2 separate regions of the Homo sapiens genome follow, and region 2 is linked to region 1. A link is a loop called in an ENCODE intact Hi-C map of the cell type or tissue named here. Cell type or tissue: chondrocyte. All regions are shown on one strand. Links, peaks and the distances in the headings refer to the core of each region. The heading gives the core; the rest is flanking DNA.

What was found. Peaks named below come from ENCODE experiments on the same cell type or tissue, not always from the same donor. Only the 100,000 strongest peaks of a DNase experiment are listed, where the experiment ranks them.
Region 2: it touches region 1 in a loop (2.5-fold over the local background); 21 of 110 quality-filtered maps call a loop at or near these places.

The regions. Positions count from the first base shown.
Region 1 is chr14:99,595,600-99,610,789 of GRCh38, reverse strand. CCDC85C (coiled-coil domain containing 85C) reads left to right here and starts at 6,583. Exons shown (of 6, transcript NM_001144995.2): 1 at 6,583-7,623. The coding sequence starts at 6,831. It also overlaps a transcript of HHIPL1 not described here. RefSeq lists enhancers at 4,024-4,318, 6,909-7,028, 7,735-8,388, 11,920-12,802 and silencers at 5,379-5,528, 5,709-5,778, 5,839-5,978, 6,119-6,648, 12,372-12,572. In chondrocyte, for the core only: a CTCF peak has its summit at 7,061 (motif pointing left); DNase peaks (open chromatin) are centred at 6,315 and 7,092.
Region 2 is chr14:99,522,425-99,537,614 of GRCh38, reverse strand. It overlaps CCDC85C (coiled-coil domain containing 85C), which reads left to right. Exons shown (of 6, transcript NM_001144995.2): 2 at 1,527-1,600. It overlaps LOC105370661 (a long non-coding RNA gene), which reads right to left and starts at 998. Exons shown (of 3, transcript XR_944200.4): 1 at 949-998; 2 at 80-174. RefSeq lists enhancers at 1-263, 3,381-3,982, 5,919-6,439, 6,440-6,962, 7,485-8,007 and 1 more. In chondrocyte, for the core only: a CTCF peak has its summit at 7,599; no DNase peak of the experiment used is centred there.

The sequences.
Region 1 (15,190 bases), core at 4,121-9,120:
GCATGCAAAATCAAACACTATTTTTTTTTGAGGTGGAGTCTTGCTCTGTTGTCTAGGCTAGAGTGCAGTGGCATGATCTCTGCTCACTGCAACCTCTGCCTCCCGGGTTCAAGCGATTCTCCTGCCTCAGCCTCCTGAATAGCTAGGATTACAGGCACCTGCCACCACACCTGGCTAATTTTTGTATTTTCACTGGAGATGGGGGTTTTGTCATGTTAGCCAGGCTGGTCTCGAACTCCGGGCCTCAAGTGATCCACCTGCCTTGGCCTCCCAAAGTGCTGGGATTACAGGTGTGAGCCACCGTGCCTGGTCTAAACACTATCTTATAAGGGAGAAATATGGTAAGCTGAAAGCACAGGAATAACCAACACAACACTGAGATTCCCAGATACCCTTGGGTCGGGGAAGGCTGGGACCTGTGACCAGGAGGGGCTGCAGGAGCATCAAAAGCAGAAGTGGTAATACTTTAGTCTGGGTGGTGGGCTCCCAGGCATATGCTTCTCAGTGTTCTTTGTAATATGAACCAGTTCACCATAAGAATAATATTAAGTGCATTGAGGCAATAGCCAGCTCTGCAAAGAACTCCCCTGACTCAGTTTCCCCAGTATGTTGAGCCTCCCTCTTGTCTTGTTCCATCAGGCGATGGTGTGAGGAGATGTCAGCAGCTAAAGGGGCAGGCGGAGAATTTCCATGGCTCTGGCTGGGAAGTCATGGAAAGGGAGGGGTCAGATGCTGACAGCCCCCATCAATCTCTTTATTTCCATCACACTTGGCTCTGGCTCTGGCCTGCCTGGCCTCAAAGCCTTCTCACTGTCTGCTAGTCTCAGTGATCTCCCCTCAAACCTCCTGTTGAGTGCTTTCTAATCACACACAAGTCTGGCCAGATCTCTCCTCTGCTCTAAGCCTTTCTGTGGCTCCCCACTGCCATCAGGTTATACTTGAGGCTTTTTGTCAACATGTGAGGCCCTTTGGGCTTCAGCTGCACCCTTGCCTTGCAACATCAGCGGTTCTAGGCAGCCGTCCTGTGCAGTGCGGACTTCCTGAGCTCCAGAAAGGTGCCTGGCACGATGGTTAACAGTGGGGATGAAGGAACCCATCCTCCCCTAGCCCTCTCACTGCTGCCCCTGGCGGTCCAGCATGTAGGGAAACTGGCAGTCCCAGCTTCATGCGGTTTCCCCACCTATAAATGTGGGAGTTGAGACACATGACCTCGGAACTCTGTGTTCTTGAGGATCCCCATATTCTGGGCTGGCCCCACCCCAAAAGGAAGAAGGTGGCAGCCCAGGGCCATACCCAGAATCCTTTGTAGCCCAGTCTGCCAGGGGCAAGCATGGGGTTTCCTGGACAATCCTTGTTTCACTGGACCTCAGTGTTTGCCTCTGGAAAATGGGTAGAAATATCCTCATGGGAAGATAGTCCTGGTGCAGAGGATGGGAAAGGAAGCGTGGCTCCCCTCCCCAGAGCTTTGCAAGAGCTCTGCCAAGTGCTTAACACTAGCTCTGTCAGGGAGGGCTTGGATGAGAATACTGGGGCTCTGAGAGGACAAGGGACTGGTCTAGGGTCACCCACCCAGACAGTGATAGAGTTGCAGGGAGACTGAGCTAATGACATGCAGTGTTCTATCAGTAGAAATAGCTGGAGAGCTCTGACCACAGGTGCCATCCAGAGGCGTCAGAGCCACTGAGGCTTGGTCACAACATGGAAAAGCCTGAAGCAGGAGGAAGTGGGTGGTGAACATGGGTCCAGGCACCTTGCAGACACTCAGCATCACAGAACCAGAGTCACAGCAGAAGAGACATCGCAGAGCATCCACCCCATTCCTCCTTCTTGAGAAGGGAAACTGAGGTGTGGGAGACAGTAGTCTATGGGGTCAGATACACTCTGGAGCTCAGATGGTCCTGGGTTCAAATCCTGGTTCAGCCACTTGCTAGCCATGTGACCTTGGGCAAGTGACTTAACCTGTGTGAGCCTCAGTTTCTTACTCTGTAAAATGGGAACAGAGGGTTCTTACCGCATCAGTGAGGAGTCAGTGAGACAATCTATGTGGAACTCTAGCACAGTGCTGGGTACCTAGAAAGTGCCCAGTCAACATTGTCCATATTAGTAACACTTAACCACTTTTCAGTGGACCCTGACTTCTTGCTGCTGGTAGCCTTTCAGGATGATACCTCATAGTCTGGCCCAGACCTGGTCAGCCACCATTGCCTCACTGTCCTGAAGAAGATTCAGCTACCACCAAACACTTTGTTGGCCATACCAGAGTCCTTGGGTGTCCACAAGCCTCTGAACACTGCCTGTAAGTTCACGCCCAATGAGCTGAGCTTCTTGGAGGCAAACAACCAGCCAATAAGAACCCATGTTCAATCCTCGAAGGGCTAATGACACCTCCTCATAGGTTTATTATAACCCTCAAAAGAGGACAGGTTAGAATCATTGGCATATACTGAGTCTAGGATAAGCGGCAGGTGGTGTTGGTTATTGTCATTGTCATTGCCATTATTATTAGATATCAGAGCTCCCAGGGAAAGGGTCCAGCTTCCTTCTGAGGCTTACAAAGCCCTCCTCTGCCCAGCTCCATCGCTCAACCTCTTCCCGACTTTCCCCACCCTGCTGTTCCCTTCTGTATACCCCAGCTGCAAGGTGTAATAGTGTCTCTCCACACCCCTCGCCTGCTCACCTCTGGGCCTTTGCTTGTACTGCTTCCTCCACCTGGAGCCTCCTCCCCACTCCACAAGACGACAAACTCCTTCAAGATTCACCTCCTCTAGGAAGCCACTCCCAGTGCCTGAGCATGCTCCCACAATGATGTGTTCTGCCCATTCTCATTTGCAGTACTTACCACAATGCATTGCAATGTGTATATATATATTCCCATTTAAATGTGTTTGTGTATAAATGCATATATACTCATAGATTTCCTCTATGTTCAGTGAGCTAATGAATGAAAGTGACCTTGGGCCAGGCATCTCCCTTCTGGGGCTCTGTTTTTCCTCACCTTCAAAATGAAGCCTCAGACTCAATCTGTCACGTACTGAGAGGTTTGACATTCACTCAGCAAACACCAAATGGTACTGCCTCTGGGGTTGGAGCTCACAGCCCCAACCATAGAGAAGAGTAAGAAAGTCCATTCCCCCTGAAAGTGAGGGGCACACTCTGCTTGTCACCAGCTTGTACCAGTACTCCCCCCACAGGCCCTAGGTTTTGGAGTATTTTGTCTACCATGTATTAGCATCTACCGTGTGTTAGCGTACCGGTTCTCAGCCCCTGCTGGCTCTCACAAATGTGTGTGGCTCTAAATGAACACACACATCCTGGGAGAGTCTTTAAAAAAAGGGGGGTAGAATGTTGGTGGGGCACCTTTATTTTGAAAAGACTCACAGCTACTTTCCCTGGGCACCTACAGTATGACTGTTAGTGCACCATGATTTGGTTTCACTGTTTTCATAACAAAGCAGAGTTGTCATGACCAAGGGGCTTAAGAAGCAAAGTCACTGAGGCAGGAGAATTGGATTGCTTGAGCACAGGAGTTTGAGACCAGCCTGGGAAACACAGTGAGACTCTGTCTCTATGGGGGAAAAAAGAAAAGAAAAGAAAATAGCCAGGCATGGTGGTGCCTGTGGTCCCAGCTACTCAGGAGGCTGAGGTGGGAGGATCTCTTGAGCCCGGAGGTTGAGGCTGCACTGAGCCAAGATCATGCCACTGCACTCCAGCCTGGGAGACAGAGTGAGACCCTGTCTTAGCCAAAAAAAAAAAAAAAAAAAAAAAAAAGGCAAAGTCACGTTGACATTTTGGGATCCTGGTTCTGTTGGGCTGTGAGTACTCCAGGGGGCATGGCACCTACTGCTGGACCCTGCGATATGGGCCCTCCGGGAGGGGGCTCTGGCCTGGGGAGTCCCTTTTCCTTCAGGACGCTGTTTCAGCCCTGGGCCCTCTCACCTCCTCTGGTCCTGTCCTGTTCTGCCCAAGCATTCCCAGCCCTGGTGTGGGGAGCAGAGAGACCCTCCCTCAAACCACCCAGTACCACCACCACTAGCACCTTGTCTTTGTTCTACCCTGAGGATGTGAGCAAAGCTATCAAGACTCCACAGAGGAACTCTTGGTCCTTGGTCCACACAGCCTGTAGATGACGCAAACAAACCCCACCTAGATAGAGGCTTCACTTTCTTCTTGGAAGTTCAGCGGAAGCTGCCAGCTCTGGAGGATCAGGGGGCAGAGATAACAGGCCCCAGGAACCACCAGGAGCCATGCACGAACGGGGAGGGGGTTCTCACAAAGCACAGTGCTGTCTCAGCAACTTCCCTGGTGAGCTGGTGGGTTTTTCCTATGGTGTATCCAACGTTTACGCTTCGATCTCCAGGGAGCAACTCTGTGCACAGGCTTCATTCTGCAGGGAGCCTGCAAGGAGCTCCTTGAAGTTAATATGGCTTCCTGGGGGTTGAGACAGACCTGCAGCTCCCCCAGGCAGAAGCTGAAAGCCCCTCCCTCTCTAAACCCAAACTGAGCTGTGCTGGACCAGCAGAGCAGTGCCTCAGAGGGGAGGATGTCCCCTCCCCTCAGGAGCTGGTTCTCTTGGGCAGGGCCTGGGAGACCCTCAGCATCCCTGGGGTTTAACCTTGGAAGCTGTGCTCAGCCCATCCTCTCCCCACCACCCTCCCCTGACCATCTGTCTGGAGAGAGTGGCGAACGGGTGGGAGATGAGATATTGAATCTGGACCTCTCTGTGTACTCCCCTCCATCTCTTCTCAACATGTGGGCCAGGGTGAGCCTCTTAAAAAGGTAAACCAGGTCATGTTGCTTCCCTGCTAAAACCCCACTGCCTCCCCAGCTGTCTTGGAATCATACATGATCTGGCCCCTCTGACCTCTGACCTCAGCTCTCACGCCTCTTCCCTGGCCCACCCCCAGCCCCACTGGCCTTCTTGGAACAGGTCTGTAACAGGCCAGCCCTAGGGCCTTGGCACTGGCTGTTCCTGCTGCCTGGAATGCCCTTCCCCTTATCTTTGTACCTTGCCAATCAGACTTCAGCTTAGATGTGCCTCCCCACCTCCCTGACCGCTGGATCTAAAGCAACTGATTATGCTTTCTATGACAGCAGCTCGACTTAATGCCCCGCACAGCACTTAAGACAAGTCTCATCCTGATCTAGCTCGTCTATCTTCTCCCCATCCTGCTCCCAGGACGCCAAGTCCCCCGCAGAGGGCAGTTCGGTGCCCTGCAGAATCCCCCGGGGCTGGAGCAGGCCCCGCGGCGAGTAGGCGCTGAGTACACAGCTGAATGAACGGCTTAGCAACTGTAAATGGGGCATCAGCTGCTGCGCGGGCGCGCGCTCCAGGCCGTGGGCCGCTCACTGTCGCGTGCGCGGATTTGATCTCGTTGCAGGTTCCGGGGGAGGGACCCCCCCCCGCCCCGCCCCGCCCCGCCTGCTGGCGGTAGACGCGCCGTAAATGCGCTTTGGGGACCGGAGGATAACGAGACAGACTTACAGGCAGTGGGAAGCCCGGGGGTCCCGCGAGGCCGCCGGTGGGGAGTTCTGTGGCCGGCTCGGCGCCCCCGGACCCCGGCGTTCAGGCCCCAGTGGGAGACCTTCCCACCCTTCCCAGTGGTTTCCACCCCGCGAATTGCAGATTATCTCCCGAATCCCAGGGATTTAGCGGTCGAGTGAGCGGAGGTGGAGCGGGGCTCCGAGCGCCGCTCCGGGCAGGGGGCAGGTTCCCGGAGCTCTCGCCCCATCGGGGCAGAGAGTACTGACCGCGCTGCGGGACGCGGCTGGCAAGGCCCTGGCCCTGCAGGGGCGCGGACGCCAGCGTTTAGCTCAGCCCTGGGCTAGGAGTGGAGACGCAGCCCCGCCGCGTGCTCCGGCAGGGGACCCGGGTGGGGACGGGGGCGGAGGAGCCTGGGGGCAGGGAAGGGGACAAAGAGCCGCCCTGCTGCGGGGAAGAGCGACCCCCATGTCACAGTCCTATTGTTCGCTGTGTCTCCGACTGCCCTGAACTCTGGTGCCCCCGGGAGGGAGAAGGGGCGCCGTCGCCCGGATCGTGGGTATTTGTTTATCTGGGGAGAGGGAAGAGGACCGGGGACGCGGGCCGGGGAGGGGGCTCGACTGCTATTTTCGCGCGTCGCCTTTAAGGGAAGCCCGGCCCTACCTTTCCCACCGTCCCCCTCCCCGCAGCCGTACCTGCATTTTAAAAGCGCCCTGTAGCCCTGGGATTGGCTAAGGCCGCGTCCTCCGGGCGCAGAAACTTGAACCGCCGGGAGCCGGCCGCGGGCGGGGGTCGGAAACCCCGCGGATGGACCGTACCACCGCCGCAGCTTCCCCCGCGCGCGCCCCGCCCCTCCCGCACACCCCCGGAGCGGCCCAATCGCCCGGCCGGGAGGGCGGGACCGCGGCCGGAACGCGCCTCTGAGAGGGCACTGGACGGGCGGGCGCACCGCGCAGGGGGACGGCGGGGGCCGCGCCTCTGCTCCCCAGTCGCCCTCGGGGGCGGGGCCGGGCCTCGGAGACCCGCCCACTCTCCGCCCGGGGTGGGCGGGGCGGCGGGGGCTCCGGGAGCTGGGCCGGGGGCGGGCCTCCGCCTGCTTCTCCAGAACCCTGAGAGCGCCCGGCACCGCGGCCGCCGACGCAGCAGCCGCCTCCGCTCGTCAACCCCGAGGCGCGCGGGCTCCCGGGCGGCCCCGGCGGGCGCGGCGAGAGGACGCGCCAGGCGGCGCGGGGCGGGCCGCACGCGCCCCCGGCCGCCCCCCGCCCGCGCGCGGACCGGCCCAGCGGAGCCCCGGCGCGGGGAAGCGCCGGCCGGGCGAGGGCGAGGGCGATGCCGCGGTGACGGCCCCGCCATGGCTAAGCCCGCGGCGACGGCGGCGGCGGCGTCGGAGGAGCTGAGCCAGGTGCCGGACGAGGAGCTGCTGCGCTGGAGCAAGGAGGAGCTGGCGCGGCGGCTGCGGCGCGCCGAGGGCGAGAAGGTGGGCCTCATGCTGGAGCACGGCGGCCTGATGCGCGACGTGAACCGGCGGCTGCAGCAGCACCTGCTGGAGATCCGCGGCCTCAAGGACGTGAACCAGCGGCTGCAGGACGACAACCAGGAGCTGCGCGAGCTCTGCTGCTTCCTCGACGACGACCGGCAGAAGGGGCGCAAGCTGGCGCGCGAGTGGCAGCGCTTCGGGCGCCACGCGGCCGGCGCCGTGTGGCACGAGGTGGCCCGCTCGCAGCAGAAGCTGCGCGAGCTCGAGGCGCGCCAGGAGGCCCTGCTGCGCGAGAACCTGGAGCTCAAGGAGCTGGTGCTGCTGCTGGACGAGGAGCGCGCGGCACTGGCGGCGACGGGGGCCGCAAGCGGTGGCGGCGGCGGCGGGGGCGGCGCCGGCTCCCGCAGCTCCATCGACAGCCAGGCCAGCCTGAGCGGGCCGCTGTCGGGTGGCGCGCCCGGCGCGGGGGCCCGCGACGTGGGCGACGGCAGCAGTACGTCCAGCGCGGGCAGCGGCGGCAGCCCCGACCACCACCACCACGTCCCACCCCCGCTGCTGCCCCCCGGGCCGCACAAGGCCCCCGACGGCAAGGCAGGAGCCACACGTCGGTCCCTGGACGACTTGTCGGCGCCGCCGCACCACCGCAGCATCCCCAACGGCCTGCACGGTAAGGACTACACGGGCCGGGCAGCGCGGGTCTCCCTGGCTGCAGCCCTTTTCCCAGGCTGCGGCGAGAGGAGGTGGTCCCTGGCTGTCCCACTCATGCGGCCGCCACTCCAGACTCCTCCAGCTGTCATGGATCCTGGGCCAGGGGATCCCGCACTCACCCAAAGTGGGGCTTTGGGCGGTGGTGGGCCGGTTCAGTGGTGGAGCGTCTTTTTGTCCAGCTCAGAACCTGCTGCCGGTCCGGTCCCAGAAAAGTTTCTAGCGGGTGTAGTTGCCAAAATTAGGGTCTGTCACTGCTGGGCTGGCGGTGGGCGCCTCATCCCAGCCTTGGAAATCCTTGCCTAGTAGCGGGAAGTTCTAAACAGCAAAGGATACAAGGCCCCTTGAGCGCAAGTGAATTTCCCCTCTTGCAGCAACAGGTGTCCTCCAAACCAAGCAGCGTCCACGTGTGTGCGGTGGCTGGAGTTCTGCAGTGGGGTGTGGGGATTGGGAAGGTGCACAGGCAGCCGCTTGAGACCCAGAGGCAGTTGGGGAGAGGCCTGGGGCTCAGAGCCTTTCTTGTTTGCCATAAATTCCGCCCTTCTAGTCCTGGGACCTTTCTCAGCCGAGACTCTAAGACTTTCCCGAGGGAGATGTATTTGGAACGGATTCTAGCTTTTCTCCTCTGTGTGCCTCAGTTTCTTTGTCTGTGAAATGGAGATGATGACCTCTGCCTCGTGGGTTTGAGGTGGAGATAAACCTTCTGAAGGGATTTATAAACTGTTGATCGCCTTACAGGAAGTGCCGTGGTCATCCGTGACCAGGGTGTGGGTGGGAGGAACTTTGGCCTCTGTCAGCTTCTGTCTTCTACGCCCATGTTACTGCTGCGCCCAGTGCAGAGGGTGGCCCCAGCTTGGGGCTGTGGGAGCTTGCAGCCTGCTCCCTCTCCCAGCCCCCTGCTCAGCCCTTCTGCTCCCTGCCAGCTTTCTCCTCCTCGCTGGTGGATCCGGGGCCTCCCTGTTCTTCCACGTTTTTTGGTAGCTTGGCTTCCAGTTCTGCTGGTAGTTGCAACTGCCTGAACTTTTTGCCTGAAGGTGGAGAATGAACAGCTCTTTCTGGTTCCCTTTAAAGCCTTTCCTAATTCAGAGAAAGTGTGTCTAAGCCTGCAATAACTGCCCTCCCCAGAACCCCTCAGCCTGAGCTGGGGAGGGACGTTTTCTCCTTAGTTTGGTGGCCAAGTGGCCTCTGCAGACGTGTTGGGGTGGGGGCTGGGGTGGGAGACATACCCATGGAGGTGGGGCAGGGGCAGTGCAGCATGTTTTTCCTTTATTTACCATCCTGAGCCTGTGGGTTCAAGGCAGGACTGGGTTTAGAGGGATATTTTGTTACTGATTAGCAATCTATGGCTACAACTCAGGTTTCTCTTTGTAACACTGTATCCACCCCCACCTCCCACCACAGGCTGCTTCAGGGCAGTGGGAGTAGCGCAAAGTTAGGTGGTTTAATTTGCTGGGGCTGTTCAGAGCACCTCAGCCCCTTTGATTTTGCCGTCCTGGGGGCTTTTGAGGGGTCAGTTATCTGGGCCTCGGTTTCCCTAAGTGCAGTCCAAAGAGCAGATTGCTGCAGTCTCGTGGCTGGAAAGTGAAATGTTTCTGGTTTTCAGCTGCGTCATCAATGACACTTGGCAAGAGTGCCTCTCTGCAGGACACTGGAGGGCTGGAGTGTTTAGAGCATACTTGCAGGAAAGGCTCTGTCGAGTTTTGGGCAAGGAGATGCGGCCCCAGTCTGGCTCAGCATGTCAGCTGCGACAGTGAATAATACAGGAGTGGAGGACTAGGCTACACTGAGTTTTCCACCCCACTGGGGGTCAGTGGGAGGTTGAAGTATAGGGTTTCCCACAGAACCCATCCTCCCCCAAGCCCACTTAGCACAGGACTGCTGCAAATGTTGTGGCAGCAAACCTTGCTTTGGGGTGAAATGAAAATTCAGCATTATTATTACAAATTTCGGTTACAGATGGAATTATTATTATTTAGTTTTGTCTCTTAAAGCCATGTGTGGCCTTGGGATGTGGTCCCACTAATGTAAATGGAAGGCTTGGAAACCAGGAAAGGCCCTTCTCTTAGAAACTGAGCTGTTCTTTCTTTCTTTTTTCCCTTTTTTCGAGACAGGGTGTCACTCTGTCACCCAGGCTAGAGTGCAATGGAACACTCATGGCTCACTACAGCCTCAACCTCCCAGGCTTAAGTGATCCTCCCAGCTCAGCCTCCCAAGTAGCTGTGATTAGAGCCATGAGCCACCTCACCTGGTGAAACTGGGCTTTTCTATTCTGGGACTTGTAACTTTAAATTGAGCAAAGATTGGGCCTGAGCTGAGGGAGATAATGAGTCTCTGTCTGGGTGGTGTCTAAAGTGGGGTCAGACACCAGGCTTGCGCCTTATGTGTTTGGTCTTTGCTTCTTCTCACAGGAACCCTGGGGAAGCAGTATTATCCCCATTTGACAGACAAGCAAGTGGAGGCTTAGAGGGGTTCCTAGCCTTGTCTGGGAAGGTGGCTGACATTGGAAGTACCTGTCCTGGGTGGGTTTGCTGCCATGATCATCTCGTGTTCAGGCCTTGGGTCTGAATCTGTTGTGCCCTTGGTCTGTTGTCATGTTTGCTGTTACTGTTAATCAGGGGACACTGGTGACTCCCTATTCTTGATTCCTGACCCAGGTTTGCCCTCTTTCTCCCATGCTGGGAAGTGTCACTTCCTTATCAGTGACCATTGAGCAGATGGCTGATAACCCCGTTACCCAGAGGCTCAGGGTGACTTGAGTTTGAATCTCAGCTCCTCCATGTATACTGGGCAAGTTATTAACTGGCCAAGCCTCTCTGTGCTCCTCTTCTGTAAGATGGACAGAACCCAGAGTGCCCCATTATTCACACAAGGTTGAGTGAGGTCAGGATCTACACACAGTAGGTTTCTCCTGTTGTTAGGGTCCTTGGGGCTCTCCCAACAGACCTCAGTTTCCTCTTCAAAAGTGCTTGCTGCTTAGACAGCTCACCTGAATGTTTGCATCTGAGCCTCTTGTGTGGCAGCACTTGCTGATGAGCTAGTGAGGACAGTGGCCCTGCTGTCCTTTCTGGGGAGCTGGTGGCAGTTGCAGCCCTGCTGGGTGCCCTGGGCAGACTCTAGTGGCTGAGGTGGGAGGTGGCCCATCTGTATGCAAGGCAGCCCTGGCTGAGGCTGGCCTGGTGGGCCTGTGTATTGTGTATGTACATGCAAATAGGCTTTTCTCCTTGGCTGCTTATTTATTTATTTATTATTTATTTAGAGACAGGGTCTCTCTGGTCACCCAGGCTAGAGTGCAATGGCACCATCATGGCTCGCGGCAACCTCAACCTCCTGGGCTCAAGTAATCCTCTTGCCTCGGCCTCCTGGGATGTGTGCTACCATGCCCAGATAATTTTTGAATTTTTTGTAGAGACTGGATCTCACTATGTTGCCCAGGCTGGTCTCGAACACCTGGGTTCAAGCAGTCCTCCTGCCTTGGCCTCCCAAAGTGTTGGGATTACAGACGTGAGCCACTGCACCTGGCCTTGGCTGCCTTTGGTAGAGGTCTGGTCTGGGCTGACTGGACTTGGGACTGGGCTGTGCGTTGCTCTAGTCCAGTGTGGCACACTGAGACAGGTAAACCCCAACACCAGAAAGTCAGGTTCTCCTTCATGAACTGATAGGATTTTCAAACAAAAGAATTTTCAGTTCTTTTTCCAGCTGCCCCTCCGCCTGTCTCCTGTGCCCCACGACAGGCACCATGCCCCCCTCCTGCCCATTGCCAGGCATTTCCTTCCCTCCCCTGATAACCTGCTCCTCCACGGTCCACTCCCCTTTAGCCAACCTGGAGGAACTAGGATTCTAGCAAGCCTGTGCATGAGCCCCATTTACTTTTTAAAGTTCGGATTAAAATTTTGAGCTTCTCAAAATGAGACAGGTTTGTTCTCCTGCTTGTGTTTTTGTTGGTTTAAGAGGGAGGATGGAACGGGGTGGTCTGGGCCTTTAGAAAAAGACAGAGCACGCTAACTCTGAATAGGTCTTTTCTGTGCAGCAGCTCGGCTAATAAGGCTGCTTTTCCTAAACCCAGCCAAGCTCAGGAACAAAGGTCAGTGAAGACAATGGGGTGGGTTAGATAAGCCTTTCCCCCTCCTTCCCCAGCCTGTCCCAAGGGATCCATCAATGGCCTTGGGATGCTGGGCCTCAGAAAGGAGGGCTGGCCTTGAGAGGCTCCCAGGCAGGTGACCCAGGGGTGGGTAAACTGTGCCCAGTGCTTCACAGTTTGCCACAAACAGCATCCCAGTCCCAATTCCATTCTGTTCAGAGCTTCCAAATGGTCCCAGGAGGGAGACCTTAGCATCTCCATATCTTAGATGGGGAAATCAGGGCTTGGAGTGGTGGTGCGGTGACTTGCTCTAGGTCCTGTGGGGCTGATTGGGGGGCCTGGGATGCGTCTTGGGTCTCCTGTGTCAGAATTCTGAGCCCATGGCCCTGTGCCTGCTGCCCAGAGAGTTCCAGGGGAGCGGTGACCTCTGCCACAGAGACAGGGCACCTCCTCCCAGGATGCCAGGCCCGGGGCCTCATTCCTGTCTCCCTGTGTCCTGGCATGGAGGAGTGGGGGAAGGCGGTGCAGGGTGGGCCACCTTCCCTACGATGGCTGTGGCTCCCCATCTCTTGGTTTCTCCTTCCCTCACTTCTCTGCACGAGGCTGGCTTGCCACCGCAGCAGTCGCCCCACCAGACCTCTTGCTCAGGCCTGGCCTCTGAGTTCCCAGGACCAGCACGTGATACAGAAGGAAATCAGTGGTTGCTCCTAATCTGTTTTCCGCCGGTGGGGATTTTCCAATCCATGCTTGTTGCCTTCATTTGCGCAGAGAATTGGAAGTCTGTTAAGCAAGTTCCTGAGCCTCCATGGGCCTCTGTTTTCTCTTTTGCCAAGTGGGAAAATGTTACTAACCTTTGGGTTGAGGGAGGAGGGTGTGTAGTGAGTGATACGTGTAGCCTCTGGCGGGTGGCAGCCCCTGATGTGCGAAGGCCCCATCTCCCGCTGCAGCGCTCGGCACCCCGCATGCCGAGGGGCATGTAGCCCTCTGGTTAGTGATCTGCCTCCAGGGTCAGAGAGCCCTGGGTGAATCTTGGCTTTGCCACCTGCTTTATGGCCGTGGCAGCTTACTGAACCTCTAAGCCTCAGTTTCTTCATCTATATCCTGAGGCTAATAATGTCTCGATCCTAGAACTGGGCCTTAAAGGATGGGTTCCATGTCCTTTCATTATTTCCTGGCCTCTGCGGATTTGCCTTCCCTGGGTGGGAGTGGGAGATCCCCTGACACACGCTGGTACCCAGTGTAGGGTCGGAGGCAGCTGAGTCCTCATCTAGTTGAATGGAGGGAGCCAGCATTCCAGGCAGGAATAAGAATGGCTAAGGTTTGGAAGTGGGGTCTGGAGCATGGCATTGAGAATCCGGGGCCTGCAAGGTGGACCCAGGATGTGTGTGGGGAGATAACTCTTAGGGGGGTTAGTGCTGTGGGCAGCCCCACAGGGCAGACCCCAAAGTCCCAGCTTTTCAGACTTCAGTGCCCACAAGCAAGAGTGGCCCAGGTGGCCTGTGTTGCCTCCAGGGCTGGGGAGCGCTGTGTCAGGGGAGGTTGCGTGGACACTGAGAAGGGGCATTCCTGAATCCACTGAGGATGGGGCTTGTGGACACCCCAGACAGCTCTGGGAATCTGGTTGAGATGTGGGTTCTAAGACACGCCCCACATTACAACTGGGAAGGGAAAATGCCCAGCTTTGAATGTGTGTGTTCAATCCAATCTGGTTGAACCCAGAGCCAGGTGGGAAGCGGGACTTGACCTCACAGGTGGTAATTTGCTCTTCAGGAGGAAGGGAAGCGTCTGCGGACTTCACTGAGCATTTACTGCCTCTGAGGTCTGAGTGCCTCCTGAGCAGTGATTCTTGGAGTCTGGCTTGGGGGGTGGTGGTTCTGGAGCATCACTCTGGTGACCACTGTGGTGTGGGCTGGGCTGGGGGAGCAGTGGGTGGAAGCTGAGGGCTTCCATCGGGAGGAGGTTCTGGCCAGGAGAGTGGCCACAGGAGAGAGCCTTCTGTAGGTTCCAGACCTGGTGAGTCTGCTCCAAAGTCCTGCTCTCAGCTGCTATCTGCCTTCTCATGACCTCTGTCCTCTAGGGCAGGCGTCCTGAGCTCTTGGGTGGGGCTCAGGCAGGACAGCGCCTGTGGGAGATGCTGCCGCTCCCAGGTGGCTGCTGTGCCCTCCATCCCCAGCGCTGATGCTGCTCCCCGCTACTCCCATCCCTACATCTAGGGTGGTTGGGATCAGCGTCTGGGATCTAGGCAGGGACCACTCTGGGGTTCAGAATTCTCATCTCCCTGCTACATAACAACAAGAGACTCTATTGGCATCCCCAAAGGCTTGGGGATAGAGGAACAAACTTGTCTGCTAAAGGGACTTGATGCTTCTTTGATCATAACATGTCAGAAATGGTCCCCCTCCCCTAGGCAAGCACCCAGGATTGGACACTCATACATCCCCTGTCCTCACAGGCAGAGGGTTCTGGGCAGGCCTGGAGCCGGGTCAGCCGGGGATGGGTGCCTGTTCTTCAGCAGGTCACCGCTGACCTCCAGCTCTTGAGGGGAGCAGAGCAGAAAGATCAGGATTGTATTGACTGCCTGTAAGTGTTCTTGGGTTTGCCTTATGTGTACTGTTCAAACAGAGGCGTGGAGCATGTTTAACTACAGTAGATGGCCCTGGGGAGGAAGCGAGGGTCTGATTCCCTTTCCTTCTTCCTGATTCCTCAACGGCAGAGACATTCTGCCATTTCCTCAGTTCAAAGCTGGGCATTTTCCCTTCCCAGTTGTAATATGGGGCGTGTCTTAGAACCCATGTGGACATTTGCTGGCAGGTCTTCCCCTCTCTGCCCCTGGAAAAGCCCTTGAGTAGACTGTGTCTGCGGCTGATGGTATCTGAGAGTGGAACAAATGCCAGGCCCGGGAGAGCCGGAAACCCCTGAGCAAACTTCACAGAGTCCTAAGGCACTAAGAGACTTGAGAAAGACAGGGGCCCACCCCAGGGCCAGCCACATGGGTGCTGGAGCCCTCCCTGCCCACCTGGGGCCCTCTGTCATTACTGTCTCTTCATCTGGGAGTTTATGAGCCTGGGACTCTGGTCCTCTTGACTCCCAGCCTTGGCACAGAGTGGCAGGTTCTGAAAGTCTTTTGGATGGAACAAACGTGTGCCTGGCACTGTGCTGACAGCAACTGGGTTTTCTCTCACTCGCCTCCCACAACAGTTGCTGGTCCCCATTGGGGTCCCTGTTTCATCTAAGGAACAGGCCCAGGATGGTGAGGCAAGTTACAGCAGGGGCAGGGTGGGGCTGGGCCAGGTCAGGGACTCCCGTCCAGTTGAACCCGGAGCCTGTGCCAGCCGGTATGTCCCGGTTCCCTTGCCCTGTGGGTGTGATTATTCATCATGCCCCTTTCCCTCAAGGAAATGCCCAGGTTGGGCTCTTAACCTCTTCAGGTGTGCTGGGAGCTCAGAGGAGG
Region 2 (15,190 bases), core at 4,496-9,495, 74 kb after region 1:
GTGACTGGGCTGGAGGAGGAGGGGAGGCTGGTTTGCGCTCTTCCCCAGCAGTGAGTGCGGCCGGGCCGGGCTCCAGTACCTGCTCCTGCCTGTGGCTGGGCCAGTGGCTCTGCTGGGCCCTAGGCCTGGTCCAGGGCTGAATAGGGGGCTCCCAAGCATCCTTTTATTGGTGTGCTGGGGGCAGACAGATGCTTCATTGGTCCTGTGGTTGGCATGGTGGTCCTGGCTTGTCCCCAGTAGCACCCAAGCCCCTGTCCCCCCAGGCATGTTAACAGCCTGTGGAGTCCATCCCCAGCCCTGAGGTGGTGATGGGGACTAGATAGCTGGCTGTGTGTGGTCAAAGGGGCTGATGTCTCTGCTTCTGCAATCGAGGGTGAGCGGCATGAATCTGGGAAGACCCTGCGTCCTGTTGTCGGGTGGGCCGGTGGGTGGACAGCTGTCAGGGTGGATGGGGTCTGGGCTGGCATCTGGGCCAGGTGATCTCTGCGAGAGATGTTAATAACCCATCCCTTACCAGGTGGCTTCGTGGCTCACAGGGGTACTTGGGACAGCCTTGCTTCCCCCTTGCCTCCTCCTTCCAAACCTGCTGTTGCTGGGTGGTCCCCCGGCCTGTGTTCTGGGTCCCGTTCCTGCCTCTCCTCCCTTCCCCCAGCCCTCTGCCCTGAGGGTTTGCCCTGGGCATCCTGGCAGCTGAGCTGACTCCCAGCCTGGGGGGAGGCAGGACCAGGGGTATGGGATGGCTGGACGTGGGGGTGGGGATGGGATTTTTTTGTGTTTTCCTGATGTGACTGGAAAGCAGGGTCAGTGTGGTGAGGGTGGGTGAATTTCACCCTGCACCAGTGGTCTGCATAGATAGGGCTCCCTTGGCCTGAGGTCAGAAACTGGGGACACATGACCAGGGTGTTCCACGGGGTTCCCGACTGTCATATGGGGAAGGTGGCTGCTCACCTGCAGCATATGCTGTGGGCACACATAGCTTGTGAGAAGTTCCTGGGTGATCAGGCGAAGTGGACTGGAAGGATCCCAGATGCTGACTTGGCAAGTTCAGGAGTCTGTTTCCCCACTGTGTAGAGGAGGGGGCTCCCCGGACCCCGACCCTGGGGTGGGCTGTGCCCTGGCTGTGTTTGTGAGAGCTCCATTTGAGCCTGCAGCATCTTGGAAGCTGAAGGAATTGCTCCAGGGCAGGCTGGCGAGGCCACCCCCACACCCCCCACCTTTCTACAGGTCCTGAAGGTCCTGAGAAGGGCTCAGAGGCCCACAGCGAGGGCAGCAGCGGGTCCTGCAAGGCTGGCCTCTGTGTGTCGTGCCTTGGTGTCAGGTGCCCTATGGCCGGAAGCCTTTGGCCACAGGCCGTGCTGTTTCCACAGGGCGGGCGAGGGCTCGGAGGGGCTGGGGCGTCACCTGGCTGTGGGGTGGGACTCCTCAGACCCAAACCTTCCATGCCGGGTCTGGGGCCAGTCGGGGTTGCGCAATGGGGATGGAGTCTGCTGGAGGCTAATGTCCCCCTTCCTCTTGTGTCCTTCCAGATCCCTCATCCACCTACATCAGGCAACTGGAGAGCAAAGTGAGGCTGCTGGAGGGTGACAAGCTCCTCGCACAGGTAGGCCGGCTTCGGGTGGCGCTGCCTTGAGGACCGCGACCCAGCACCCACCCCTCCAGCTCACCCAGGGCACCCTTCCCCTTGGGACCTAGGCTGTCCCCCCAACTGCTCCCACTGCCACCTGTCACCTCCTGGAAAGTGGGGTCAGGGACCTAACCCTGGCTCCCACACCTCTGGGCTTCCCTCTGCCCAACCTTCCATGCTGACTGCCCAGTATGCGAGCTCCTCAGGGCTGGCCCAGGGCCTGAGAGGGTGGACAACACCCAGTTGATGAAGAAATGGGCTGCTTCACTCCTCTGGCAGATGGGCAGATCCAGGCAGGAGATGGGGCAGACTCACACGGAAGCCTCCCCGCCTCTGCCGTGCTGGACTCACTGGCCGGTACCTCCCTGGGCTGGGTTCCCCTCCTCCCTCCTGGGCCCGACCTCACCCACAGACAGATGAGGCTGCTACCCCTGTGCAGAGCTGGGCAGCAGGGGCACGGCGTGGGAGGGGTTGGCTGTAGGGGGGAGGTGGGGTTGGGTGAGGGGCTGTGCCTCTTGAGTGTGGCTGGAGCTTGGAGGGGACGTGTGACTGCCAGGACAAGGGCTTTCCCTGCTGCAGGTGGGGCAGGCGTGGGGGCTGCCGAGAGGAGGCTATGGGCAGTCACGCTTGGGTGTTGGGGGCCAGCTGGCTTGGCGACCTCTCAAGCCGCTCGCTCCCCCAAGCCTCCGAGCCCTCGTGCGCATCCCTGGCTTCATCCCAGTCTCCCTCTCCCTGCTTTTCCCACTGCGCCGTGAGCGGTCAGCCTGGGATACCCAAGGCGTCTCTCTGGGAACCAACCGCAGGGATGGCTCAGCTGCCTGGCCCTGTTGCTAGGTGACCAGCCAGGCTTGGTGCCGACTGCCCAGCTCAGGAATTCCACGGCACCCTCTCTGCCCACTGGGCGGCTGCTGGGAGGCTCACGGCCCCAGCAGGGAGCACAGCTCCCACTGAGGTCATCCTCACGTCTCACCCCTTTGTGGGCTGTGGGGAAGGTTCCCAGGGCCTGGTGGGATTAGCAGAGTGCACGTTCCTCATTTGGCCTCTTGTGAACTCTCCTCCACACCCCGCCCCCCACTCCCCACCACCATACAGGCGCAAGTGCACAGCCAAGCTCTGAATGGCAAGGCTGGCTTTTGTAATTTCATGCCTTGCTGTCAGGTGCCCTATGGTGAAGGGCTTTGGCCACAGGCCGTGCTGGCTTCCCAGGGCTGGTGAGGGCAGGAGGGGCTGGGGTCTCACCTGTCTGTGGAGTGGGGCTCCCTAGACGCCAGCCTTCCATTGCAGACCTGGCGGGGCCATTGTGGTTGCTAAGGAGGGTGTGTGGAAGCTGTAGGCAGAAGTGACACCAGGAGAAGGTCATGGCTTAGGGACCTTTGCTTTGGAGAAGGTCCCCATGCAGTGTGTAGGAGAGGCAGTCCTGCCTCTGGGTGGTGGCAGGGGCTACTGCTCTGCAGAGCAAGGGCCAGGACCATGCTCTGGTGGCTGAAGCTCGGGCCCCCGGGTCAGTGACCTCACGCGTCTGCCCTGATCTGGAGTTTCTTTGTCTCATTGTTCCTGTGGAGAAGTGGGTTGGAAGCTCCAGCTCTGAATTTGGGATGCTGTTTGCAGTGTTCTTTCTTTCTTTTTTTTTTTTTGAGATGGAATTTAGCTCTTGTTGCCCAGGCTGGATTACAATGGCGTGATCTCAGCTCACCACAACCCTCTGTCTCCCGGGTTCAAGCAATTCTCCTGCCTCAGCCTCCTGAGTAGCTGGGACTACAGGCATGAGCCACCACGCCTGGCTAGTTTTGTATTTTTAGTAGAGACAGGGTTTCACCATGTTGGTCAGGCTGGTCTCGAACTCCCGACCTCAGGTGATCCTCTCACATCAGGCTCCCAAAGTGCTGGGATTACAGGTGTGAGCCACCACGCCCGGCCCTGCAGTGTTATTTCTATGAGAAATGTGTTCTGCGGTCCAACCAGAGAGCAGCTCATGGTCCTGTTTCCATAAGGACAGGAGTGTCCCTGATCCCTTGGCCCCTGCAGGCCACAGTGTCCCACTGGAAAAATACACCCCAGTTCCTGACCACGGACTTGCAGAAAACCTGCGCCCAAGCGGGCTGTGGAGGAGCAGCCCTTCTTCCTGCCTTCCTTCCTGGGGTGCCCCCCGGTCTCACAGGGGGCCCTCCACCATAACCTGTGTCCACCTGCCCTGCACCCACCTGTGCACAGGTGGAGGTAGATGGGAGCTTCAGCCTTGAGCCTCAAGGATGGACGGGCTGGCTCTGCCCAGGGACCTCTTCCTCCCCAGGCCTGCTCCCACCAGCTCCCTGGGGGTAGCAGCAGGGCTCTGTTCACATCCTCATCCGTGGGCCAGGTCTGCAGGGCACCGACATCAGATCCTGATGGCTGGGGAGCTGCTGACCCTTGCCTGGACACAGGCTTGCTGGCTGCAGGCAGTTGGACTGGAATTTAGGGACAGAAACCCACTGTTGCCTGCTTGTTGTTACATACAACCAGGGCGCGGAATTCAGAGATCATCCAGTGCAGAAAGGGTTCAAAGTATTTTGTTTCTTTAGCAGAAATTTGCTTTCTCACCAAATGATGCCCAGTCAAGCCATGCTGCTGGAGTGGTCGCTGAAGGAGCTTGTATCTCTGTGTGGTGTGGCAGGAGGGCACCCAGGGCCCATCCCTAGCTGCTTTCTCAGCATGGACTCTGCAGCAGGCAGAGGTCTTGCCCTGGGGCTCCCAGCAAGTGTTGTCAGGGCCATACCCAGTACCCTGAAAGGAGGCAGCCGTATGCTGCTGGGGCCTTGGCCCCGGTGCCCTGTCCCCATGCTGCAGTGGAGGCCCCTGAACCTCATAACAAAGGCTCCAGGAGCTGGTGGCATCCCCAGAGCCCATGGCATCAGCAGAACCAGAGGAGCCACGGCTGGGTGTGGTGGCTCACACCTGTAACCCCAGCACTTTGGGAGGCTGAGGTGGGCGGATCACTTGAGGTCAGGAATTTGAGATCAGCCTGGGCAACACAGCAAAACCTCGTCTCTACTAAAAATACAAAAATTAGCCTTGCAGGGTGGCACGTGCCTGTAATCCCAGCTACTTGGGAGGCTGAGGTAGGAGAATTGCTCAAACCTGGGAGGCGGAGGTTGCAGTGAGCCGAGATTGCCCCACTGCACTCCAACCCGGGAAACAGAGTGAGACTCCACCTCAAAAAAAAAAAAAAAAAGAAGAAGAAGAAGAAGAACCAGAGGAGCTGGGATCATGGGTGGGGTTCCTGCTGGCCATGGAGGAAGGCACTGCTGTTCTGAGCCATGCAGGAGAGAGAGAGACAGAGAGACGGGGTGAGGGAGGGGCCCTTGGCTCTCGGCAGCAGTGGGTCCCAAGCCTGCCTTTGGATTCCTGGGGCAGCTTCAGTGGCGCCAGCTTTTTGGGGATCCTTGAGCCACTTTCTCTCCCAGACCTGTGTTTGCTCATCTGAGAAGTGGGCACTCATTCACTCAGTGTTTAACTGACCACCTACTATGTATGTGGCCCTGGGGATGCAGGGCTGGCAGGCCAGTCTCACCCTTGTTCCTGCCTGACCACCACCTTGCCCAGCCCGCAGGACCCACATGCACAGAGAGGCCCCTGGAGGATAGGGGAGGTGAAGAGAGCTCGTGGCAGGGCACTGCCTGTGAGGAAAGTGGTGGCCCCATTCTCAGGGAGGCGCCAGGAAGATGGGGTTTACTTAGTCTCCATCCTCCTGGCCTCCTGTCTGCAGCCCTCCCTGACTACCCACAGGTGGCCTGGTGCTTGCCCTGAGCTCTCTCAGTCCCTGGGCTGCCCACCTTTGCTGATAGGGTGTCATGACCCACCCTTGTGGATCCTGGCCCCCACCCCTGTGGGACTGTCATCTTCTCCAGGACAGGGCTGCAGGGTCTGAGTGGCCACATTGGTGTCTCCAGTGCTCAGCATGGTTGAACTGGGTGGATGTGTCTTGGGGAGCCTGTGGCTGATCCCTGTCCAGTCTCCACGGCCAAGAGGGGAGGCTGTTCTTGCTCAGAATAAGGAAGGCCCACTTAACCAAGGGAGGGCTTCAGCAGGTAGTGAGGGTACCATCTTTGGAGATAATCAAGAGATGGCTGGGTGACTATGTTTGGGAATCTTGAAGAAAGAGTTCACAGCCTTGAATGAGATGCTGTCCTAAGCCTCATGGACTCTGGCTCGTGAGATTCTGTGATTCTGGCATTTAAATCTTGTCAGGGAAATCAAGTTGTACAGAAACCCCCACCTCTGCGCAAAGCAGGGACTCTTCCTGTTGGTGAAAAGCAGGAGAGAGGAATGCTCTTCTCTGGAATAGCATAAGGTGACGTGGCTTTGGGGTTTGGGTGGGAGGGTAGGGAGCCTCCCTGGATTCCTACTCCCCGCGGTCCCACCCCCCCCCCCACCCATGGCCTCTATTTAACTCCAAAATAGGTTTAATTAAAAATGTGCCAGCATGTTCACAGACTCAATTACTGTATTGCTGTTCGTATTTTCTTTCTCATGTTGGCTTTAAAATTTCATCAACACAGCTGCTTCCTCCACGATGATTCATCTCAAGACTCCGTGTGCATTCTTATTTTTCCTGTGGATTCTCTGTGCCCAGCCGGGCTGGGCTGGGGGCGGCTGTAATTGACGCTGGGGCCTCTCGTTAACTCCCCTGCTGGGCTGATAAATGAAGACTCCATTGTGCGCCAAAAAAGCCAGCTTTACAAAAGAGCAGGGAGCTCTCCTGATATTCTCTCTCCCTAGACCAGAGGGCCAGCTTGGGGAGCGAGGCTGGGGTCTGGGCTGGTGACTGAAGGGCCCCCAGCCCACCCTCCTCCTCTCCCCTCTTCCCCCACGCTGTGCCCACCTCTCCCCTGGCCTGCCACGTACCAAAGGGCTGCTGAAAGAGACCCAGAATTCACACTAGGCACAGATGGGGAAACTGAGGTCTGGATGAAGGTGGATTTCCTGACATGGATGTTGTATTCGTCTGGTAGGGCTGCCATAACAGAGTTGCACAGACTGGGGGACTTAAACCACAGAAATTTATTTCCTTACAGTCCTGGAGGTTGGAAGTCTGAGATCAAGGCATCAGCAGGGCTGGCTCCTTCTGAGGCCTCTCTCCTCAGCTTGTAGACAGGCTCTTCTCCCTGTAAACTCCAATAGCCCCCGCCCCAGCGCTCACCTGCTGTGTGGCTTCAGGTGAAATCCTCTCTCTCCCAGAGTCTCAGTGTCCTCACCTGGGAGGTGATGCCCAGCGCAGTGTGATGTGGCCCCTGGGAAGCACCCCAGGCGGTCCCAAGGGCCTGGGATCTTTCGAGGTCTGGCTGACCATGTGCCCTCTGCTGTCCCTTGGGCCTGGCCCATCCCCAAGGAACCGCTGCTCTTTGTCCTTTGAGTTCTGAGCCCTTCAAGGGGCGGGGAAGAGGGGATCGATCTGCTGCTGTCTGAATCCATGGCCAACGCTTCAGTTCTGTGTCCCTAGGAGGATGGGCTGTCCTGAGCCCGGGTTCCTCCGGAGATGCTGGCGTCGCGGTGGTCCACGTGGGCATCTCTGTTGGTCAGCGTTTCCATGCCTTGGTAGCAGGCTCCAAGCCCTTCCCTGCCCTGTGTGTTTGGCATCTTGGGTTGGCCGCCATACCGTATCACCTCTGTCATAGGCAGTGTAGTCTTTGGGTCTCTGGAGGACTTTAAACGCTTCCTTAGTTGAACCTCAGAGTCAGTTTGGCCTCTCCCTTGCCCAGGGAGGAAACCCCCTCTTTCCAGCCTTCCAGCCAATGAACAGATGGTCAGTCTCGCAATGTGGGCAGAATGGAGACAGGAAATTCCACCTCCGTGCCCTAGCACCAGCAGTGTAAGGAGTGTCCACCGTGAGCCAGATGCTGGGGGAGAGTCACCAGGGCTGACAGGCCAAGTGCAGGATGCCAGTGCCAGAGGGCCTGGTTCAAGTCTCACTAGTGCCACCTGCCAGCAGAGTGGCACTGAACAGGTCGCTTAACCTCTCTGCACCTCAGTTTCCCCCTCTGCAAAATGGGGACACTAATGGTGTCTGACACATACATTGTTCAGAGGATGAAAAGGCAAATTGTGGGAAGGACTGGGAGTCGGGCGGTTGGCGGTAAGGGTGGCGGGTTAACCACCGTGATCTTTCCTGTCCATTGTGGGCCAGCCATAGCCTCCGCCAGCCTCCGCCTGATGCCAGTTTATGTGCAAACAAACAGAGGCCCAGAAAGTTGAGGAGCTGCTCTGGCTTACTCAGCCAAGGTAGGATTTGGTTTTGCAAATCCGCACCCCTCAGCTGGGCGCAGTGGCTCACGCCTGTAATCCCGGCACTTTGGGAGGCCAAGGCTGGCAGGTCACCTGAGATCAGAAGTTCAAGACCAGCCTGGCCAACATGGTGAAACCTCGTCTCTACTAAAAAATACAAAAATTAGCTGGGCATGGTGGCCGGCACCTGTAATCCCAGCTGCTTGGGAGGCTGAGGCAGGAGAATTGCTTGAAACCTGGAGGCAGAGGTTGCAGCAAGCCGAGATTGCAGCACTGCACTCCAGCCTGGGTGACAGAGTGAAACTTCATCTCAAAAACAAAATAAAACAAAACAAAAAAACAAAAGAAACAAAACACACACACACACACACAAAACTGCACACCTCAAAGCTCCCACAGGCCTGTCCCTCACTTACCTCACTGGAACAAGTAATGGGCCTGCAGAGGGACCTGGGAAGGGAGGGATGGTCTGCGTGGTGGACAAGACTGGTCTGCCTGTTACCCTGAATGGCACATACACGTGAGTTTGAAAAATGGGATTTCGGGTGTGAAATGACATGGGGACCAAGGGAGGAGCAGTGCCAGCCATGGGTAAGTGACATCAGCCACACATGGCCGCACCTTCATCTCTACCGCCTGATCTGAGTGCAGATTGGGAATATGTCTCTGGACCCCCAGCTGAAGCGGCAGCCCCCTTGTTCTTTTTTTATTTTCCTTTTTTTTCCCTATCAACTTTTGTTTTAAGTTCCTGGGTACATGTGCAGGACATGCAGGTTTGTTACATGAGTACACGTGTGCCGTGGTAGTTTGCTGCACAGATCAGCCCATGGCCTAGGTAATAAGCCCAGCATGCATTAGCTCTTCTTCCTGATGCTCTCCCTCCCCTCGTCCCCCTAACACGCCCCAGTGTGTGTTGTTCCCCCCTACAAATGAGTTCTCTCAAAATTAAAGAAGAAAAAGAAAGTAAATCCAGTTGGTATGACTGTGTAGCTCTTGTGGGCGACCTTGCAGGTCATCTTTGCCTTGAGGCTAGAACAGGGGGCCAGATAGGGCGTGCATCCCCCACCTGGCCTCTCTGAGCTGCTGGGATCTTGGGGTGCCTCTAGGCCGGGGCACCCCATCCCAGGGCTTCTCAAAGGTTTGCTTTTCCCTGGGAGGGTAGCAGGGCACTTGGGGTGGCTCCACCCTGGTGTGAGTTTTGGGGTGGGCTATGGGGGGTGGTGGGTGCTCCTAGGGACCCAGTGCCGGGCACATGGCAGGTCTTCAGTGAGTCCTTGTGAATCTGGAGTTTCTGAAGACGTGGAGCTCCTGGAGTCGCCTTGGCGAGCCCCAACCCTGGCCTTCGGTGTGGGAAAACCACTCCGGCTCAGCTGAGGTCCTGGTGGCTTTGGGCTAATAGATGTCCAGGGAAGGCACTGGGCAGAGTGATGGGCATGGTTGGCATTTACTGGGTGACACTGTTCTCCTTCCTTCTAGCTGCCCCGCCCCTACGGCCGCCCGAGAAGCTGGCTTCAGGTAGAGCTGCCTGGTGGGAGGCGTGTTTGCAGTGGTGTTTGTGGGGGTCGGGAGGCTGCTTTGTGTGCTGTGCGCTGCTGTGTGCTCTGTCCCCTACTCCCCAGCACCCTCCCGTTCTTTCCTGGGAGCACTTCCTTCCCAGGCTGCGCTGGCCCTGCCTTTAGAGTCTTCTTGGGATCTGCCCTCTCCTCGAGCTGGCATTACTGGCGAAACTTCCAGTTTTGCAAAATAATAGCAAGACAGTGATGCAGCGACCGCCCCCGAGGGCTCTCCGTGGTGTGAGCCCCTTCTCACGCACCTTGCCCAGGTGCCCGGGGTCCTCCCGCCTCTGCAGGGCGGCAGGGCTGGTGCTAATCCCCACTTTGAAGTGAGACACCTGCAGTGCACGGAGGGAGAAGAGGCTTGCAAGTCTGCATGAGTTAGTGGAGACGAGGCTGGGGCCCACATGCCCACCCAGCTGTGGCTCCCGGTGGGAAGCTGCCTGGGTCCTTGAGGGAGGTCTCCAGGGCTGCTGAGCTGGGTGGGCACTGGGCTGAGGGTTCTGCGTGGGTTGCACAGTTCTGAGGGTCAGCATGAGTCACCATGCCAGGCACCCTGGGCTGCAGCCAGATCCCTGCTGGACAGGGCCTGGGACTGGGGAGCTGCTGGGTGAACTCAGCTCCCACCTGTGCCCAGCCTCGAGACCCGTGGAGCCAGGCCCTTTAGGCACTGGCCACTCTCCTGCCAGCTCTCAGGTCTCCACATGGTTTCATTTCTGTCCCCTTCTCCCCGTCCTGAGACTGCCCGCCCCAGAATACCTGCCCCGCATTACCCTCCGGGGGTCTTCCACCCCATGCCCGAGCTGACACTAAAAAGTGTCTGTAGACACTGCGAGTTGTCCTCTGGGGGCATCACCCCCATTTGAGAACCAGTGACCAACTGTGTGCCAGCCCTGGGCTTGGGCTGGGAGGTGAACCACACCTGTCCAGCCATGCAGACAGACGATAAACCAACAACGTCATTACACAGTGCCAAGTCTACCTCCCCTTCCAGAGCAGCCCACAGGCATGACTGACGGACGTGTGGACACAAACCTCCTGCGTGCCCTCGTGGGAACAACTCTGGTGCAGTTCCCGTGGGGTCAAGTTGAGGCCTGTCTTCTGTGGAGGCCTCTGTGCTACGCTGCACAGCCCTGACCCCTGCCCTGTCCTGCATCCTCCCTGCTTTCTCTGCACTCTCCCTCTGAGGATCTCCGAGACGGATGACAGCTGGATCTCGGTGGGCTTTAGTTTGGGGCCGGACAGTGGAGCCCAGGCTAGTCTGTGGCCCCAGCTGCCCCTGGAGCTGCTGGGGCCCCTGGTGGGAGAATGGTCTCCCCAAGTCACGCATTCGAGCCTCTGCTTCCAGGTGGGTCCCCCAGCCCAGCCAGCTGAGGGTGCACTGTCTTCCAGCACTTCCTGGGTGGAGGTGTCAGCCTGATAGGCCACTGAGGCCCTGCGTTTATTACTCGGCACCCAGACCATTGATTACGCATCACTGACCAACCCTGGGAGCTCCCACAGTGCTTCGTCTTCCTGGAGGGAGGTCGCCAGGTCTTGGGGACGGGGTGTTCCCTGGGCCCTGGCCTTGCCCCCACTTCCTCTTCCTGGAGGGAGGTCGCCAGGTCTTGGGGACGGGGTGGTCACTGGGCCGTGGCCTTGCTCCCTGGGTCTCACCTCTCGCCTCCGTAGCCCCTGGGATGATGGCTTATCTGTGGGAGTGGGATTGGTGGGAAATGTGAACTGGAAGGAGCTCTCTCCAGCTCCCTGTCCTCCAACCTGGCTCCCATCCCAGCCTGGGGACTGCACAGTGACCACGGGGACCTGGAGACCATCTTAGCACACGCTCAGGGCAGAGGCATTGTTAGTGCCTGCAGGAGCTGCACGGGGCCTGGGCTCATGTGGCTTTTTCCTGCCCAGGTTCCCATTGCTCTGAGGGTGGATGTAGGCCCCTCCCTGCAGACGGCACCTTCAAGCTCTTCAGCTGCGGTGAAACTGGCCTCTTGTGACAGATCCCCTGGAGCCCCCACAGGCCAGAAGCAGGAGGGCACCTGACCCAGGAGAGTCTGGGCTGGGGGAGGCCTGTGTTGGGGTCCTCTCCCTGAGCCCCACAGTGTCTCCCAAGTCAGACACAGTCATTGGCATGACCTAAATTTGGGAGGGGGAGAGGGATGTGGCTGCGTTGCTGTCCACTGTGGTCCTGGACCCTGGCCACACCTGGCTGTCCGGCTGAGCCGAGCTGTGCTGTGCCACACGGTGCCAAGGGCCCATGCTCACCTGTCAGCCATCCTGGAGGGTGCTGAGGAGGGAGGAGCCTCGCAGGTCCCCACCCATCCCTGCACCGAGCACTGAGACACCGGTCCAGAGTCGCGCCAGGTGGCCCCTCCACGAGGACTCCTTCCCAGGGCATTCTGTATGAATCAGCCTGGGGCTTCGAGTCTGGTGGTCCAAGTGGTCACTTGCGGGCAGGCTGCCCAGGTGGGGACACAGGGCACCCCCTCTTCAGTGCCTGCCTCCACCCGCACCCCCAGCCCTCACTCCCCTTTAGTTGCAGCCTCCCTGATGGGGCACAGCGTGGTGCCTGGCACACAGGAGGCGCTCTGTTTGTGCCTCTCGGACACATAACCGATGCAGCACATTTGAGGGCCCAAAAGCTCTCTGGGAGCAGGAAGCAGGGTGACAGCAGCTCCCCTAAGCACAGCCCAGAAAGGCGCTTCCTGCCTGCAGCCACCCCACCCATCCTTTCCAAACAAGCAGCCTCAGGTGGGCAGGCTGGGGTGGGTGGGCTCTGTTTCCATGTCTTATCCTCTTTCTGTTCAGCATCCCCTCTGACAATGCTCCCTAGGGGTCACCCCAGGGTGGCCCCACATAGGCCCCCTGCAGCTTTGCAGGCAGGCATTCGCTGCAGGACGGGGTTCCCCTCTGGGGAGAAGGCTGGGCCGCACTGCAGAGGCCCAGAAAGGGCTGGGGAACAACTGGAGTTCACCCAGCGAGTCCTCGCTGGGCCCTGAGTTGGGCAGTGTTGCAGTGAAGGCCCTGGATACAGGCTGGAGGTGTCCTGAACTCCGGTCCTCAGTGGAAAAGGAGGCCCTGCAACCTCCTGGGTCTCTTCCTCCCTAGTCCAGGACACTCATGCTGCCCTCTGGAGGCTCTAGAAGTGAGTAATGCGGATTGGGCCTGGCCAGGGTGGAAGGGGCCACGCTGAGTGTTTGGCAGGGCTGGCCCCACCCTGTTAAGGATTCGGGAAATCTTGTTTGAGCTCTGAGCTGGCAGCTCTGTGTGTAAGATCCCTTCTCCCTGGGTCCTGAGGGAGCCACCCGAGGAAGACTGGGCAGGTGGGTGTTTCTGGGGAGCGGCAGTGGACCCCCTGCCTCCCCCTGAGGAAGGGCCAGCACCTTCCTTAGCTGGGGCTCTTCTCTGTGTGCAGAACAAGCCCAGCAGGTGATTTCAGCTCCTGCTTCCCCTCCTCGGGGAAATCCTAGGGAATCTCATTCTGCAAAGGCAGCGACCTGTCTCATAGCAGGATTTTTAATTTGGATTTAAGTGCAATAATGGTTACTCATTTGATGCGCCATTAGTCACATTGCCCCTTAATGAGAGATTGTGTGTTTTTCCTGCCTGGCTTTGTGGCTTGCTAATAAAGTTCTATGGACATGCAAATGTTTATAGAGGCTCACCGAAGGCAAGGGTGGGAATTGCGTGCAGCTAATTAAAAACCTCCCTCACGCTCACGCACACACATCTCCTCCCAGGGAAATTATCTGGGGGAGGGGAGGGGACGGCAGCACAAACCTGCGTTTTCGGTAACAGCACGTGGGAGCCCATTTGGTCGAGGGCCAGAGAGGATGTGGAGGAAGGGACGCCGGAGTCCAAACAGAAGCTGAGCAGGGCAGGGCAGGGCCGGCTGAAGGGGAGGGCAGCTGTTCCAATCCCAGGTGTACCCTTCCTGGCTGTGTGGCCCAGTAGTCAGACTGTGTGTATGTGCACGCACGCATTCAGAGTGTGTGCTGGCTTAGAATGCATTCTCCATTGGAGAAGATTTTGTAACTCTCTTACTGTTGCAGAGTCCTGGCCAAGAAAATCAGGTGGTTTGGAATTTTCGCCCTTAAGTGGAGCTAGGGGTACATCTCTCAGGAGAGGTGACCCAGAGAGGCATGGGTGGCTCTGATGGGGTGGGGGGAGGGGTGTCACTCATGGTTGGGGGAGGGTGAGTGCTGGGCCTAGGGGTGGGGGCTGTAGCCTCTTCCTCTTTTTGGTACCTGGTGGGTGGGGAGGGGGCTTTCCTTGATCTGACCTCCACCTGCGGGCCGTGAGTGCCTCTAGTTAACCTAGGCAGGGTCAGCCAGGGTTAATGCCGTGGTCAGGGCATGGCAGTCCCATTTGATGGTTCAGGGCTGTGCCCAAGGCCCCCGTGCTGAGACCCCTTTGTGATGCTCGCCAGGGTTATCTAAAACCCATCACACTTTGGGGGCCCTGCAGGAAGGTTGGTTCCCACTTCTCTGTCTCTCCTTTATGTCCCTCCCTGACCTTGGACCACACCCAGGTCCTCCCTGAGGCCCAGGAAGCAGCTCCCAGCCTCCAGTGCCCGGCTGCCCTGGCTGACCGGCGTCTGGTGGGCGTGGGCTATTTAATGAGGGGAGTCAGTGCCGGATCCCTGCTTTCCTGTCTTGGCTCCGTGGGAGCTGGTAATAGAGCATCCACTTGCCTCCTCACCCCCGCAGGACACGGCTGTTTGCTGGCCCTTGAGCCAAGCTCTTGAGACCTCCCAGCCCCAGTGGGGGGCCTGGCCAGGGCTCTGATGGGGCTGGGAGAACACAAGAGCTGGACCTCAGTGAGGCTGGGGCTTGTGAGAAGTGCGGGGCCAGGTCCAGCTTTTGAGGGAGGCAAGCAGGGTGTGTGTGGGATCTTTCACAGCCAGGCCGAGGGGCTGGTGAGTGGAACTGGGACCCCAGACATGGCTGCAGCCTGTCCTGCCTTCCTTGCCCCTGCCCCAGCCCAGCCCCAGCCTGGGCCTCCCCTGCCCCTGCAGTTTGTTTGGGTAACTCAACAGCCTGCTGATTTATGGGACATTCCGCAGGGTTTTATCTGCCCAGCCACTTTCTCTCAGTTCCTTTGAAGTAGAAAAGGGTGTTTCGGCCAGAAACACCCAAAACCCTTTAGTGATGCAGAAAGAAAAGAAAGGCCGGGCCTTCTGCTGGGCCGGGCCAGGGGAGGGGCACTGTGGGACTGACCAGAGAAGTTTATGGGACCTGTGGATTCATTCTGGCTCCTGGTCCCAGCCCCAGCCCCAAATTCTGGGGGTCGGTGGTGTTTGCTTTGCTCTTAAGCAAAGGGTCTAAGGCCAAGCCTTCCTCCCTCCCTCCTGTGTGCAGGAGTTAGTTACAACCCCACAGCTTGCACGAGTTCTCAGGGATTCAGAGGCAGCACCCAGGACCTGCTTTAGGAGCTCCCTGCCCATCCGATGGGGGAGGCAGCCTGGGCGGAGCATCCCGAGAGAGCCCCGAACCCGTGGGAGGTGGGAGGCCTCGCCTGTGGATGTGGCCCCATCTGCTGCCGATGGCTGGCCCAGGCCCTGTGAGTGGTGCCGTCTGTGCAGGGACCCAAGGGCAGGAAGTTGGAGCGGAGGAGCCAGGGTGAGTCACGGGGTGGGAGAGACACTCTCTCCTCACTCGCTCTCACTGGCTCTTCTTCATTCATTCATTCATTCTGTTTATTCAGCCATCCAACAAATGTTTACAAAGCCCACGTTGGAGAGTGGATCGCTGACATTTGAGCT